Regions from separate parts of the Mus musculus genome. Here region 2 is linked to region 1. The links are chromatin loops, found by intact Hi-C in ENCODE. Cell type or tissue: left cerebral cortex. All regions are shown on one strand.

Evidence for each region. Hi-C counts contacts between places; a loop is a spot of excess contacts. Peaks named below come from ENCODE experiments on the same cell type or tissue, not always from the same donor. Only the 100,000 strongest peaks of a DNase experiment are listed, where the experiment ranks them.
Region 2: it touches region 1 in a loop (2.8-fold over the local background); 3 of 42 quality-filtered maps call a loop at or near these places.

Annotation. Positions count from the first base shown.
Region 1 is chr19:4,694,623-4,699,622 of GRCm38, forward strand. It overlaps Gm960 (predicted gene 960), which reads right to left and starts at 4,046. Exons shown (of 15, transcript NM_001033447.3): 1 at 3,555-4,046; 2 at 1,382-1,520. The coding sequence starts at 4,046. In left cerebral cortex, no CTCF peak of the experiment used is centred here; DNase peaks (open chromatin) are centred at 2,730, 3,801 and 4,446; H3K4me3 peaks cover 1,356 bases; H3K27ac peaks cover 2,776 bases.
Region 2 is chr19:4,479,159-4,484,158 of GRCm38, forward strand. No RefSeq gene overlaps it. Among named protein-coding and RNA genes, the nearest start is that of Syt12, 4.5 kb to the left of the region's middle. In left cerebral cortex, no CTCF peak of the experiment used is centred here; DNase peaks (open chromatin) are centred at 2,332, 2,819, 3,170, 3,647 and 1 more place; H3K27ac peaks cover 2,093 bases.

The sequences.
Region 1 (5,000 bases):
TAATGATGCCTTTTTAAAAATTTAAGGGGCTAGAGAGATGGCTCAGCAGCTAATAGTGCCTAGGGCTCTTATAAAGAAGCAGAGTTCAGTTCCCAGAAACCAAGTTCACAACTTCTATAACTGGAGCTCCAGAAGGCTCCATCACCTTTAGTCTCCTAAGTATGGACATCCACATGGACATCCCTACAAACAGAAACAAACAAAAAATTAAAAATAAACATTTTTAATGAAAAAGATAATACATTACAAATAAGTTTAGAAACAGGTAATTAAAAACAACCAAATATATGGTTAAAAGTATTAGTCCTAACGGGGCAGTGGTGGCGCATGCCTTTAATCCCAGCACTTGGGATACAGAAGCAGGCAGATTTCTGAGTTCGAGGCCAGCCTGGTCTACAGAGTGAGTTCCAGATCAGCCAGGTCTATACAGAGAAATCCTGTCTCAAAAACAAAAAACAAAACAAAACAAACAAAGAAAGAATAAAAGGAAGAAAGAAAGAAAAGAAAGAAAGAAAGAAAGAAAGAAAGAAAGAAAGAAAGAAAGGAAGTAGATCTCTTCTACATGCTAACACAAAACACTGACCACTTTAATAAAAAGCACATGAAACTATAATATACCAATTACATTTCTGGTTTTTTTTTTTTTTTTTGAGATAGGGTTTCTCTCCATAGCACTGGTTGTCTTGGAACTCATCCTATAGACCAGGATGGCCTAGAACTTAAGAGAGGAGTCTCTACCTCACAAACGCTGGGATTAAAGTATGTGCCACTGTTTCTTTAAAAAGCCAGTTAGTTGTGCGCACATACACAGAAAATCTAGAATACTAATAACTGAATGTTAATAATTATTGTGATAAGTCAAATAACTACAAAGTCTTGCTCTCCAAATATGTTTCTATAATGACACACTATGTCACGTGCATATCACCTTTTTTCTTGATAGATTACAAACATAACTACATGAAGATATATAAATGCAAATGCCATCTATGCCTGACATGCATCCATTACGCTCAAAATGCCCATGCAATGGGGTTTGGGGGTAAAAATATACACCGCCATTTCTTTTCTTTTTACCCCCCCCTTTCCTTTATTTTTGCCCCTTTTTTTGCAATTGCCAAAAAAGATAAAATCGATATGATTTTGTTGTGAAAAAGATAAAACTAAGAGCAAAAGTAAAATTGTTTTTGAGCAATTTTAATTTAAGAAAGCTATAGTCCTATTTATCTTCCCTATATTGCACACTTACAAATCTATTACCGAATACCTATAAAAGTCATTTTGCTTTATAACTACACTAGAAATGAGACAGTGACAAACTGAAATTTTTATACAAACTATGATATGCCTCACAACAAAACAAAACAGATAATTTACTTACTAGTTATTATACAATGCAGAGAATCTGGCAGGTGCTTAGAACGTAACGCTTCTATGGAAATCACTAGCTGCCCATCCAGCAATGTTCCCTTTGCTGTTCCTGCCTCACATTTCCAGTGAATTATTAAATATCTTAAAATCTGAAAAGAGCACAATTCAGATAAAACATAATCTTTAAAATCATGGTCCTAAGCAAATTTGTATGATACAGTTAAAACTCTATTATAAAATACTGTAGTTCTGCTTATGAGATGACAGATTTACATTTGCTCAGATCATGGCATCTAAACACAAAAAATATGCAAGTAGACAGTATAATTCAATATTATGCACACCAAGACAGGAAATTAAGAAAATAAGTTGCTGCTAGGCAGTGGTGGTGCACGCCTTTGATCCCAGCACTTGGGAGGCAGAGGCAGATGGATTTCTGAGTTCAAGGCCAGCCTGGTCTACAGAGAGAGTTCCAGGACAGCCAGGGCTATACAGAGAAACCCTGTCTTGAAAAACAAAAAACAAAACAAAACAAAAAAAAGTTGCTGGGTAAGTTCACCTAGAAACAAAAATTTTTTTAAAAATGAACTGCAATTTGTTTTTTTATTTTCTTGCCCAAATAAAAGCCAACTATGGAAAAGAGTGGTATCTAGTTTTGAATTATCTTTTTCATTCAGTAAATCAACATTTTTGAACGTCAAAATAAGATAAATACTTAGCTATGTTATTTGTGAATGTTGGAAAGGGACTGTAAGTTAAGAGTACTTGGCTGTTCTTGCAGAAGACCAGAGTTCAGTTCCAGCACCCACAGGGCACCTCACAACTTGGTCTCACAATGTGAGACCAAGCTGGCCTCAAACTCACAGATCCATCTTGCCACTGCCTCCTAAATGCTGGGATTAAAGGCATAAGTTACCTTAATGGCCTAAAAGTCTTATTGTTATGTGTATGAGTGTTTTGTCAGTATATACATACATTGACCACATGTTTGCTGCTCATGGAGGTCAGATGGAGCGAACTGCCACCAGGGTGCTGGGATTCAAACTTTAGAAGGCCCCAAATCAACAAATCTCTTAGCCAACACCTTTTTTTTTTTTTTTTTTTTTTTTTTTTTTTTTTGGCAGGGAGCTCTGAGTAAACAAATTTGGTAACTAAGATTCCAATTCGTACCATAAATTATGAAGATGGTTTCTGGACACTTCTACAGCCTAACATCTTCCTTCACATTTTTCCTGTGCTCTCTCTGTTCAGATTTTTTCCAGTGCCTTTATGTGTAATGATAGCAGTTGGGAAAAGAATACTGACTAGTGGGTGAGTCAGAGCCCTGGGTTCCATCCCAGGTTCTGTCATCTTGTTAAATCTAATCCCCCAACTTCCTTTGACGATGACAAAGAAGACACCAAGGACCAGGAATATTCTAAGTTATCTCAGAACCTATAATTCTGTATTCATTTGTGCAGTGTTCTTTAGAAGGCCTGGAGTTAAGTGTCCCATTAGGTAATGGCTGCCAAGTTCAGCAATGGTGCGAACACATGTAGCTAGCTGGCCCAGGTATTCATTCAATGCCATCTTCCAGAACTAAACAGTTCCCCGTCCACATGTATAGAAATGTGTATGTATGTATGTATGTATGTATGTACGAGCCCTGGATTCAACCCTCCACACCTCACGGTGGCTGCCCCGAGAGCATATCACACCTTCTCCTACAGCTTGGTGTCCCCTTGCCTACCACCTGATTCCCTGATCCACCCTTCCATGATGGCACATTTCCTTCTCACCTTTCCAACTCCCCTCTCATCACTGGTGGATAGAAAACGCTAAAACTCCAGTTGGCCAACCTCCAAGCCCCCTCCAGAATCACCCCATATTTGGCATCACCATAGTTGGTGACCTTTCAGGTCTTCGGCTTTAGGTGGTGATGTTAGCGCACATACAGGCAAAGCCCGGAACACGGAACACATCGGTTCCTCAGAAAGGACCCACGAGGCTGATGGGTGGTCCTGCACCTCATACCTCAGGCCCTTCCCACAGTCCCAAAGAAAGAGGGATTTTAATTTTTTCTAGCCATTCACGGCATTTTCTTCTCCACCTCAGGAATTGCCAGATCCCTGCGCCCAAACTTGGAGGATCTCCTCACAATGCCCTCCTCTCAGAACTGTCTTTCTCTCCCTTCCCAGCATCACCTCACAGACAGCCAAAGCCGTCCTCTCCATTCTGTAAGGAGAGCGGCTGCAGCTCTGGGACTGCCAGTTGGTCACAGCCTCCTCCTCAGCTAGGGCTTCGACCCGGAGGGCGCCCACGCCGGGCAGTCCCTTCCCGCCTGACCGCGCGTCCGCCCCGCCCCCAGCCCTCGCGCCTGCGCACTGCGGGAGCTGCCCCAGGCGGCCCGCATCCGTAGGCGGGTGGGCGGGAGGACAGGTGGCGCATCTGCCAAGGTTGGAGGCGAGCCGGGAAGAGGCCGGGCGGCGACTGCTCCTGAGACTTTCCCACGGTCTCGCCAAGACACGGCCCTCGGCCCTTTTCAAAGCGCTCTGTCCGCCCTCGGCGTTTTCCAGGGCTGCTCCCTGGAAAGCCGCGGCTGCGTAGTGCAGGATTCCCAAGCTGGCTCTAGACCCCAGATGGCTTTGCCTTCTGTTCTGCGGGCGGTGCCTGGGACCAGGCTCCACTTCCCACATCTAACAGAGGGAAATATGGGTGGCCAATTAAAACTGGATTTTAGGTGAACAACCTTTTTACCCCGTATTATGTGTGCCTTGCAATAAGATTTGGAACAAATACTAAGAAATTTATTTTGAAGTTCAAAACTGCAGGTACTATATTGTATCTGGCAGCTTGTCCCCAAGCTTCTCCCCAGTCTATTCCAGGAGGATCCTAGGAGCTTCCCAGTTCCCACCAGACCCTTTCTTCCCCCACGTTTGACTTCACAGAACGTGTGGCTGACAAGCAGCTCTGAGTGTCTCTAGCTGGAAGCAAGGGAGACAGTCCTACAGGCGCAGAACGGGTTTAGTGAGGTGGACTTAGGCTCACAACTATCGGGAATCTGACAGATTGTCCCTTGGGTTGCCAAAAGAAGATGCTGGTTTGAGAGATTCTTGCCTGGCAACGAGTTACCCAAGGAGAAGGGTGGAACAGGGCGTTGGCCGCTTTCCTTTAGAGAAAATTCTTCCTCTGCAGAAGCTGGGATTAGACAGAACAGGCTGTGGCACTGGCAGAGTGCCTGCCCAGTATACAACCTTGGTGCTCCTTTAAAGAACATGTCTCTTGGGACCTGAAGTATACCCTTTTCCAGTGCACTCAGAGCTCTTGCCCCTGGTCCCCATCTCAGGTTTTCACAGCCAGACATACTGGAGAGGTGGCCTTTACTTCTGGAATATTCACAATCATCAGAATTGATAAAAAGCTGGCATTTGGGAAGTCGCTGGAGTTTTTCCCTCCTTTTCTCATCTCTTTTAAAAAATATTTCCCGTTGAAAATGTCAGCTCAGCAGAAATGCTCCTCCTTGAAAATACCACTGGAGATGAAGGGTGGAGGAACGATAGCTAATGGCACAGTGCTTGAGGTGAGTTGGTTGTCCTGACTTCCAGCCCTCCTCCTTGGAATAAGCCCCAGGGATAAAGGTACAGGGAGCA
Region 2 (5,000 bases), 220 kb before region 1:
AAATTAAATGTTAATTTACTGTGTTTGGGTGTTACAGCATGAATGTGGAGGCCGGTTCCCTCTTTCTACTGTTAGTTTTAAGTTCAAACTCAGGTCATCAGGCTTGGCAGCAAGCCCCTTTACCTACTGAACCATGTCACTGACCCTTACCTTCCTTTTATTAAGACAGGCTCCCAGCTGAGGCTGGGCTTGAACTCATGATGCTCCTGCTTCTGCCTTCTGGGATGACGGGCACATGTCACTACTCAGCACGGACTCATGTCTCTTTTACACATTGATGGCCTAAGACAGAGGGTTCTGGGGTGCTGCTCCTAGCTTGGATCTCAGGGCATGTGAAACCCCATGATGTCATACATGTATGATATGCTCTGGTAAAAACAGCAGCCTGGTGTAGCCACAGGGCTACACACCTGAAACAGAAGTCAGTCTCCTCCTGTGGTCCTTAGAGAGGTGACCCACCTCTGGCCAGAAACTCTCTGGACTCTTGGAACTTGAATTTACACACCAGGTAAATGGATTTCCTACCCTGACTCAATGCCTTCCTTCATCCACAGGAAGAAAAGGAAGCCATTGGACAGCTCACAGGCAAGAGGCAAATTGAATGAACTAGGCACACAGTCGGCAGCAAGGAGACACTGCTACCTTCTCTTCACGTTCCCCTTTGAAAGAGTAATAATGAAATCTAGGAGCAGAGTGTGGTGGAGCACTCTTGTCATCCCAGCTTGTAGGAGGCAGAGACAGGGGGATCAGGAGCTCCAGGTCATCATCAGCTACATTGGGAGGTCAAGGCGATCCTGTCTCAAGACAAAACAAACAATAATGGAATGTATATAGTATTCGCCTCTGTGTAGGGCTTTCTAGCTCATCACTTTATATAATTATCAAAATACGCAGTGAAGAGCTGTTTCTGGGGAAGTGTACAACCCTAACCCTGGCACTGAGGAACATACAATCCTGGCTGACTTCAGATCATGACCTCTTTTGTTCCCAACATGGCCTTTAGTTTACAGAAAGCAGGTGAAAGTGGTGACATTTAGGAAATTTCCTTAAAATTGTGACAGGTGTCACCTGCGGGGTGTCTTGGCAGCCAGTTAACATAGAGCCAGAAGAGGCCTGTTGAGACAGAAGGGTGTGAGCTCAGGGCTGAGCTAACAAGGCTCAGGTACTACCCACCTCCAGCCTCATCCTGAAGCCCACTGTCTGTCCACTGTCCACCTTCCTGTCCCAGCCTGTTCTGTACTTCAGAGCTGGGGCCTGGATTTGGGCTAGATGGCCACTTCAAAAGTTACGCTGACATCTCCCCAGGAGGACGGAATGGGACAGAGTCAGCCCAGGGGTTTCCATGTGGAGGAAGGAAGTGGAGAGAGGATGTAGCTCAGTGCAGGCAAAGTGCTCGCCATGCAAGTGTGCAACTTGAATTAGATCCCCAGAACCCACATAAAAAAGCTGGGTGTGATGGTGTCCATGTGTAATGCTGGCACTGGGAGTGGGGGAGGTGGGGAAGGAGGTGTAGGGGGCGGGGGTAGAGACAGGCAAATCCTTGAGGTTAGCTGGCCGGTCAGATTAGTCTAACTGGTAAACTTCAGGCCAATGAGAAACTGTCTCAAAAACAAAAACAAAACAAAACAAAACAAACAAACAAAAAAACCAGAGTGGGAGGCTGGAGAGATGGCTCAGTGGTTAAGAACATGTTCCGCTTTTGGTTCCCAGCACCCACTTTGTTGGGTGGCTCACAATTTCTCTAATTGGGTCTGAGGGACCCAATCACCTCTGTGGCTTCCACAGGCACTCGCACTTGCATGCACACTCTCTCTCACACACATTCATACATAATTTAAAAATGAAACTTGAATCCAGCAGGGCTGTTAGTCCCAGCACTCTGTAGGCAGAGGCATGTGGATCTCTGTGAGTTCAAGGCCAGCCTGGTCTACAGAGTAAGTTCTGGGACAGCCAGGGCTCAATAAATAAATAAATAAATAAATAAATAAATAAATAAATAAATAAATAAATAAATAGGAAGGGTTACCTGAGGAACAGCAGCTAGGGTTGACCTCTGACCCCTCCTATGCCTATACACACAGGTGCACATACGTGCATCTGCACATATACAAACATACACATACATGTGTACCTTTGCAAATTATATATATGGAAGATCCCTCCTGATGGTAATTCCCAGAATTCTGTCATTTCTTTTTCTAGCCTGGATGATAAGAAAACACTTTCTCTAAATATCTGGGTAAGTCAGGAACTCCTGGGTAGATAGCTCTCTGGCTTCTCACCTGTCACTCAGTCTCACTCAGCATCACCATCCCTCAGACCATATGCTTGAGGCTTCAGCCAGAATGCCCCACCCACTCTTCCCTCGACACACGGAACCCTTCCCTGTCTCTACACTCCGCTCGACTGAGGTAGTTCCTTTTGCTTGAGATTTCCTGTTTTTCTCCAAAGGTCTCACACTTTTCTCAATCCTTCAAAACTCTGTCTTGTTGCAGCTGGGCATGGTAGCAGATTCTTTTACTATTAGCAGAGGCAGGCAGATCTAGAGGGAGTTCCACCAGCACAGTCAGGATAGCCTAGAGAAAACCTGTCTTGAAAAGATTACAAACAAACAAACAAATACAAAAAATAAAGAGCCCTGCAAACTCCAAACTCTGTCCTGTAAGGCTTCCCATAATCGTTCCAGCAAGTGGGCAAGTGGATCATTCCTTCTTCTATACTGCTGTGCTTTCCGCTAGTATAGCCATGTCCATTGTCTATCCCGGAATTATTCATTCTGCACTTCTCCTACTGGATGCTGGATATTTGAAGAGATGAAATCATGTCTTAGTCATCTCTAGGTGCCTTAGGCCATCATATAGCAGCAGTTTGGCCAGTATTTAAAAACCAGAGCAGGCACAGTGGGGCATGCCTTTAACCCCAGCACGCAGGAGGCAGAAGGCAGGCAGATCTCTGTGAGTTCAAGGCCAGCCTGGGCTACATAGTGAGACCCTGACTCACACACACACTCTCTCTCTCTCCCTCTCTCTCTGACTCACTCTCTCTCTCCCTGACTTTCTCTCTCTCTCTCTCTCTCTCTCTCTCTCTCACACACACACACACACACACACACACAAGAACCCACATGCCCACACACATAAAGTCCTTATGTGCCAGGCACAGTTCTGACTCATTTAATTCTCCCAACATCCTCATGACAAGGTTTCCTTGAACAGCCCTTATTTACCCATTAAAAGAAGCACAGAGAGACTAGAAAGTATGGACAAGAGCAAGCATCGGCAGATGGCAGAGGTAGGATTTGAACCAATAATAATAGTAATAATAATAATAGTAATAATAAGTAACAAGCAAATGACAAACAAACTAGGAAAGGAACCAAAAGGAGGAGAAAGTGCAACAGGGACATCCAAGGTGGCTCAGGGTGCTTGCTGCCAAGCCTGGTGCCCTGGCTTCAGTCCCTGGAATCCACATGGTGGAAAGAGGACAGACTCCCAAACGCTGTCCTCTGACTTCCGCATGTTTACCTGTCATATGTGCACCAACCTCCCCCTCCCCTGACTGGAGAAACATTTTGGAAAAGTGCAATGAGTGCTGTTCTTCTGGACCCTCTCACTGAGGGTGGAGGAGGAGAAAACCTGCATCCAAACCCAGCCTTTTCATAGAGATGCAGTCTTCCTTCTGCCTCTCCCACTCTCTTATTACCGCCTCCCACTCAGGAACTGAGAACTCAGGGTAAAAATAGAAACCCTGGGGGAGTTTGAAGGGAGCTCTGGGCAGAGAGACCCACCTAACTGTGACCCCCTGAGGATGGTGGCTCTGAGGTCCCATAGAACCCGATAGGAGAGGGGCTCTGGCTTGTCTTGGGGGTGGCTCCTTTGGGACCACAGTGCCATGTGTCTTGACATCCTGCTAGGTTCCCCCTCTCTCTCCTACCTACCTGTCCACATCTGCCTCTTCATACACCCAGGTCTTGGCTCCGTCCTGTCTCTCTCTATGCCACTTGGCAGTGTTACCCCTATTCCTGGTTCCTCTTTACATCCAGCGCATTTGCTTCCTGGGACTCTGTTCTGGCCTCCCCTCAGGAACACAGTCCTTACTATCTCAGTGGAATGAATTCTTATGAGACACAGAACACGGTGAGGAAGTCAGGCAGAGCTTCTACAGGATAACATGAGGTGTTCTCAAGGATGGGAGTGGGCCGTGATCAAAGGGGCCATTGTGTAGGGATGAGAACAGAGAGTGTCCAGAGAAACCACTCTATGGGCCTACATGTTTGGTCATATCTTAGTTTGCTCTTTCTATTGTGACAAATACCACAACCAAAAGCAAATTGGGGAACAAACGGTTTATTTGGCTTATACCTCCAAATCACAGGTATCATTGAGGGAACTATGGTGGATTGAATAGGGGTGACCATAGATTCATCTTGGTTTATAGGCGCTATTAGGAGGTATGGCCCAATTGGAGGAAGTGTACCACTATAGGAGCTGGCTTTGGGGTTCCCTTTGCTCAAACTCTGCCCAGTCTCCTTCTACGGCCTTCAGATCAAGATGTTGAGCTCTTGGCTTCTCCAGCACCCTGTCTGTCTCTGGAAGAACAGCCAAGCTCACTTTTAACTACTGAACCTTCTCTCCAGCCTTGCAACTGGCCAGTCTGATGGAGGCATTGCAACAGGCCAGTCTGATGGAGGCATTGCAACAGGCCAGTCTGATGGAGGCATTGCAACAGGCCAGTCTGATGGAGGCATTGCAACAGGCCAGTCTGATGGAGGCATTGCAACAGGCCAGTCTGATGGAGGCATTGCAACAGGCCAGTCTGATGGAGGCATTGCAACAGGCCAGTCTGATGGAGGCTGTTCTTTATCTGAAGCTCCCTCTTGTTGACAGCCAACATTAACCATCACAGGGAACCTTTAAAACTTTTAAAAATTGTTGTTGTTTTGGTTTTTTGAAACAGTTTCTCTGAGTAGCCCTGGTTGTCCTGGAACTTACTATGTAGAC